Linked DNA regions of Mus musculus: region 1 is linked to region 2. A link is a contact called in ENCODE POLR2A ChIA-PET data. All regions are on one chromosome and are shown on one strand. The core of a region is the stretch at or near the end of the contact, and the rest is flanking DNA. Distances in the headings are between cores, read along the strand shown.

Region 1 (2,962 bases), core at 227-2,726, 170 kb before region 2:
CCCGGGAAGTCAGCCCCGCAGTCATAGGAAAAATATCGGTACACGTGCCAGGTGCGGCCAAAGTCTGCAGAACGCTCCACCAGCATAGCAGCAGGCCGGAACGTCTGGATGGGGAAGGAGGACATGTCTGACTAGCAGGAACCAGGACTTCAGTCCAGCCTAGGTTACGGAGAGCTCTGCTTAGTCATGATCACTGCTGAGCATCTCAGACACATGGGAAAGACTAGGAAAGCCAGACCATGATCAGACCAGGGAGGACAGCCACCTCTGACAGGCAGGTTAAAATACCACGAGACCCAGAGAGACTGTATCTGACTTAGCCTAGGAATGGGGCACAAGAGAGCATGTGCAGAGGTGTTCAACTATGGAAGCCATGCAGGACGTGACCATGCTTCACACATAGAGCACAACACAGGAGCTCAGGGAAGCTTCGTTGTAGAGCTAGGACTCTGTTAGGGGGTACTGAGAAGCAAAGCAAAATCAGGCGGGTTCGCTGACGCGCAGGCACCTTGAACGTCATAATGAGGTGGGTGAAATGAAACTCAGCTTCCAGGTCCAGTTGGATGGTGACCATTGGAACCCCTGCAGCAGGAATAGGGGGTCAAGGTTCTGCGGTTACTGGTTACAAGCCCTAGTCATCCTGATGACCTACTCAGGGGCTCACCGTTCTCCGATTGCCACCAGGCTGTCCGGCGTTGTGGCGCAAAGCTGGTGACTACATTCTGGATCCGATGACTATTTGGGTTGTCTCGAGCAGAGAAGGGACGTCGGGAGTCACACAGGAAACACTTCTTTTCGTCCTGGATTGGGTGGAGTGTAGGATAGGTACCTTAGCTGGGGCCGACCCCACCCTGACCCAGCCCTCTCCTCTGGGGCCCCAGAAGCACCTGCAGGTGACTGACAATACAGTAGGGTTGAGGGCTATGCAAGCCACACGTGGATGAGGCCGTCAGTCTGTCCGCACGGCCCACCAACAGGTCACCGGTGGCTGGATAGCAGCTTCCTCGAGAACAGCCAGGTACATCCAAGGACGGGGCCTGGGCCAATGTGGCAGCCAGCACTGAGGACAGTGGGTCAATCAGCTCAGCAGGACTCCTGGTGACTAGCCCCATCCCTTGGGCCCCTGGGAACAGCCTGCCACCCCTGGACCTACCATCACATCCCACAACCTTAGGCCTCACCAGGCCCCCTCACCACTTAGAAGTAGGCCCAAGCGAAGTTCCCATGGCAAAGGCTGTCCCTGCCTGCCCCTCCCTGGTTCTCCTGAGGCCCACTCCATCCTGAAGAAAAGTAAAATAGAGATAAAGAGAGATAAAGAGTCCACAGACGAAAGCCCACCACCTCCCTTGGGGCTGATGCTGACCCGACCGTGTGGGTACTGGGCTGGTGTCCCTCCAGGCCCTCAATCTGTCCAGGGTCGGACCTAGCAGTCACTCCTCCACAATCTGAGAGACTCTGACGACTTTGAGTAAAGTTGGAAAGCAAGGGAAGGAAGTAAAACACGGAGTGGATCTAAAATAGGATTATAACTGAGGATAGCACCCCACCCCCTACCATACCCCTGCCCGCTGCAGACAACCCTCATCCTAAGAACCAGACTTTGGTTACTTCATCCACTTTCTTTTTAAGCTGAAGTTTATTTAGCAGATGTGTACTTAGCAAAGAAGCAGCTTAGTTCGAGGAACTAAAAGGGAGCATCCAAAAAGAAATTAGAGTAGGCTGCTCAAAGACAGAGCATCCTGGTCCACATATCTTCATCGGATCCCTTAAGTCCCGATGTGAACCAGGGGTTGCTGGCAAGCATGGCATTCAGGGGACAGGAAGAGGGCTCGTGGAGTTGGCGGGTGGCAGAGGTAAATCGAGAGGTTTGTGATCTTTGTGTATCAGGAAGGCAGATGGAAGGAGCTTATGGCCTTTGTCCTGGTGTCACTATGGAAACCACAAATCAGCCGCGGGGCTCCCAGGGTTACAGCATCAGTCGGGAGATGGATGGGAAAGGTGCAAGCTAGAATTCTATTGTACCTGTGGAAAGGTTTAGGACGCCCCAAAGGATAGACTAGGACTGAGCTCTCGGAGATACTGGAAAGGCCACGCACTACTGCCTGAAACAGAACTCCGAGGAACTCGACCGTCCATAAGCACTCCAGCAAATGGGTTGCGAGAAAGGTTGCCTGTTTCCTGATTAAAATGGGCTGTGGCTACTCAGTTACCCAGAGGATGGGTTCTGGGTGACAGACTCTGGACCACCAGCAACAAGTGAATCCGAATCTTGTGACTATTTATCCACGCCGGACTTTCCAGTCGCCTGGCAGCCCGGGAGCGGAGGGTTGGAATGCGCGCACCCACTAGGCGCGCGCCCCACCCAGACCCCTGGGACTTCAGGCGGGAAGAGGGTGGGTTCAGGTCCGTACGGCTTGCTTTGAGTGCCACCGCTATGAACAGACTGCTGGAGATCAAGCAAAGATTACTGGAAGCTGCAGGCGCCTGTGGGAAAGCTGAAAGTTCAGAGGAAACTTTCCGCCTCACAAAGGAGGATGGGGGCGGGGCAGTCAATCCGCTGATTTTCCCTGTCACTAGAGTAGACTCTCCTGTCACCTAGAGGAGTCCTGTGAGCAATCTAGGGAAGCTCTGGTATGCTAGAGGTGATAGGTCAGAATTTTAGATCACTCGATAAAGGGGCAGGATGGGGCTAAGGGCATTAGAGGGAGTTACATGATAGTTCTAGTCTCAAGGTTAGACGGCCAATGAGGGACATCATAGAGTCATATTTATTTATTTATTTATTTAGAGACAGGGTTATTTATTTATTTATTTATTTATTTATTTCGAGACAGGGTTTCTTTGTATAGCCCTGGCTGTCCTGGAACTCACTTTGTAGACCAGGCTGGCCTTGAACTCAGAAATCTGCCTGCCTCTGCCTCCCCAGTGTTGGGATTAAAGGCGTGCGCCACCATGCCCAGCT
Region 2 (3,021 bases), core at 114-2,613:
TGGGGGATGTACATTATACGTGTACTACATATTATACATATATAATGTTATATATAACATGCAAAAAGCACTTATTTCAAAATATACCAGAAGACAAAACCAAATAAATAACTAATAGGTCAAAATTTAGTGATGACTATTAGAAAATACAAGTAGAACCAATTCTGGGGCAAAAAAGAAAAAAAATGGTGTCAAATTTTCCACTATCAGCTACTAAACATGAACTTTTTTTTTTTTAAATCAACTTGCCTGCAAAAAATGCAATTTTACGAAACCGACCTGAAAAGGGGAACCCATCAGTGATTCTTAATTGAAGTAATAACTTTAAGCAGAAATGCATCTATTTTGATGCAACCTCGCCAAATTATTATGTGTTTTTTCGACTGGAAAATACCTTCCCCCATAGAGTCATAACCGCTAAGATTTCAAAACAATCTTTTACTTACACAATCTCCAATAATACGGCACTCAAAACAGAAAATCCACCCAAACCCTCACTGTCTTCACCCGGTATAGAACGGGATTAATAATCCACGTTCAATGCAAAAGGCAAAATGGAGTTGTAAAAGAGTTTCTTGCCTAGTCCAACTCCCGACAGCCACACGCGCTTCGCAGTGGCAGGCTACCCCAGCGCGGTCGCGGACCGGCCGGGAGCCCCCGCCCAGCCCGGCGCAACCCTGAGAGGAAGCGACGAGGAGGGCGGGCGGCTAGGGCTCCACCAGGCCCGGCCGGGCGGGGGAAGGGGGACTGGAGGCGGCGGGGCGCGCTTCCGGGGACTGCGCGGGCGGGGCCGCCGCCTCGGGCGCGGGGCCCCAGGTCAGGGGCCGGGGCGAGGGGCTGCGGGCCGAGAGCAGCAGGTGGGGCGCGACCGCGGGCAGGCGACGGGCCGGAGGCCGGAAAAGTGCTTGCCGATCAGCCGACCAGCCGGGCCCGGAGCCGAGGCGGCTGGAGGGAAATGCTCCTGCTCACCTCAAGGCGAGGACTCCGAGTCCGGCCTCTTCGCGCTGAGGACGCTTGTCCGCGAGTCCGCGAGCTCCGAGCCAAGGACGGGCAGCTCCGTGGGAGACGGCGGGCTATGGAGAGAACCGACGGAGGACCGCGGGCGGCGGGCGGGGAGCGCGAGCGAACGAGGGCGGGCGGTGGCGGGAGGGCGGGGAGCGACGTGCGCGGCCCCGAGCGCCCTGCGGGCTCGAGCTGGCGCCAGTCGCGGCCCCGCGCACGCGCGCACACTCTCAGTTCAGCCACGATTGCTCAAGAACGCATCCACGCCCTGAGAGCTAGACGCTTAACCAATCATGGCAGACGCGTGGAGCATGACGGGAACACCGGGGCTATAAAAGAGCGAGTTGCTATTTTATCCTCACCGAATCACTCATCCTTTAAGCAAGCAGGGTGGGGCTGGGTGCGCCTGCGCGGTTTTAAAAACCCCTCCCCAAACTGCCAACACTTCGCGCAAGCGAAGTAGATCTTCCTTGCCTTGTATTACGCGTGCGCACTGACAGGCCTAACCCCGGAAGACCATACGCTTGCGCAGTAAGAACTACGGTGACAGTACTCCCGGTGGGGCGCTGGCCAGTCATGGCGGAGCCTTGGGCCGGGCAGTTTCTGCAAGCTTTGCCCGCCACGGTGCTCGGAGCGCTGGGCACCCTGGGCAGCGACTTTCTGCGGGAGTGGGAGACACAAGACATGCGAGTGACTCTCTTCAAGCTGCTCCTGCTGTGGTTGGTGTTAAGTCTCCTGGGCATCCAGCTGGCCTGGGGGTTCTACGGGAACACAGTGACCGGGTTGTATCACCGTCCAGGTGAGGCTCCCTACGAACCTCCTTGGCCCGGCTGTCCCTACCACCACCATACTGTACCATTGGGTTCTCCTGTGTCCACATAGACTACCACTGGTCCTCCAGGAGCCTCACTGTACCCAGACTTACAACCCCGTACCATTTTACACCACAAGCCCCTCATGCCCATCATCACGTTGTTAACTGTTTCTCAAAACCCTTCCTGGACAATACCACTAGTCCCTAGTATCCCAGCCTCAATCTCTATTAAACTATACCAGTGGCCCCTGACCTGACCTGGGCTATTGCCTGCTCAGATCCCCACCCTCAGCCTCCTGCAGCTATGGGTGTGTTCCTGCCTCCAGGTCTGGGTGGCCAGAATGGATCCACACCTGATGGCTCCACACATTTCTCTTCATGGTGAGTAAATCTCTGTCTATCCCAACCCCATGCTTGACAGGCAGAGAACTCTCAGCATGTGAGTGCACCAGCTTAGTGGCTGTGCAAGAATCCTTCAAGGCTAATGGTAGAGCTCAGGATTCCAGTTGGGGGTTCCCAGTGGCTTTAGAGCCTCTCATCAGCATGTTCAGTGGGGATGGATGGTGGTGTTACCTTAATTTCAGAAAGGTGATGTGCCAGGTCTATTGAAAACAAATCCCTTGGTTGGGAAGTCTTTCTTTAGGAAGGCAAGAACATCTATTCTAGGCAAGTACTGTACCACTGGAGCTATAACCCCCAGCCTAACAGTCTCTATTCTTAGCATACGACCTCATCAAGTCAACCTCCTAATCTCTAAAAACAACAGCTTACTTATCAGGACATTTCATTCAGCTAATCTCTGAGCTTCTACCACACGGCAGAGGTCACAGTACACCAGAAAACAAGGACAACTCAGACTCTGCCAGGCAGTGGTGGCGCACACCTTTAATCTGAGCACTTGGGAGGCAGAGGCAGGTGGATTTCTGAGTTCGAGGCTAGCCTGGTCTACAGAGTGTGTTCCAGGACAGCCAGGGCTTCACAGAGAAACCCTGTCTCAAAACACCAAAAAAAAAAAAAAAAAAGAAAAGAAAAGAAAAAGAAATAGATAAAACAAGACCCAGTAGCAAGGGGAAATGTAACTTTAGGAGACTAGATCAGGCTGTGATGGTGAACTTGGAGCACAAGGGCAGAAGGAACAGTTGAGGGGCTGATTCAGCAGGACAGTTGCCTGATCTAATTTGCCTTTATAAGCTTCTTCTTATGGC

What was found. ChIA-PET counts read pairs that join two places held with the same protein, here RNA polymerase II (POLR2A).
Region 1: POLR2A ChIA-PET joins it to region 2 with 10 read pairs in Patski. The contact joins the promoter of Lamb2 here to the promoter of Rhoa in region 2. POLR2A ChIA-PET finds 5 or more read pairs at or near these places in 2 of 5 experiments (Patski and embryonic stem cell).

What each region holds. Positions count from the first base shown.
Region 1 is chr9:108,478,376-108,481,337 of GRCm38, reverse strand. It overlaps Lamb2 (laminin, beta 2), which reads right to left and starts at 1,476. Exons shown (of 33, transcript NM_008483.3): 1 at 1,364-1,476; 2 at 1,195-1,280; 3 at 888-1,060; 4 at 665-800; 5 at 509-582; 6 at 1-104. The coding sequence starts at 1,279.
Region 2 is chr9:108,304,502-108,307,522 of GRCm38, reverse strand. It overlaps Rhoa (ras homolog family member A), which reads right to left and starts at 1,363. Exons shown (of 6, transcript NM_016802.5): 1 at 970-1,363. Tcta (T cell leukemia translocation altered gene) reads left to right here and starts at 1,364. Exons shown (of 3, transcript NM_001311156.1): 1 at 1,364-1,801; 2 at 2,143-2,197. The coding sequence starts at 1,579.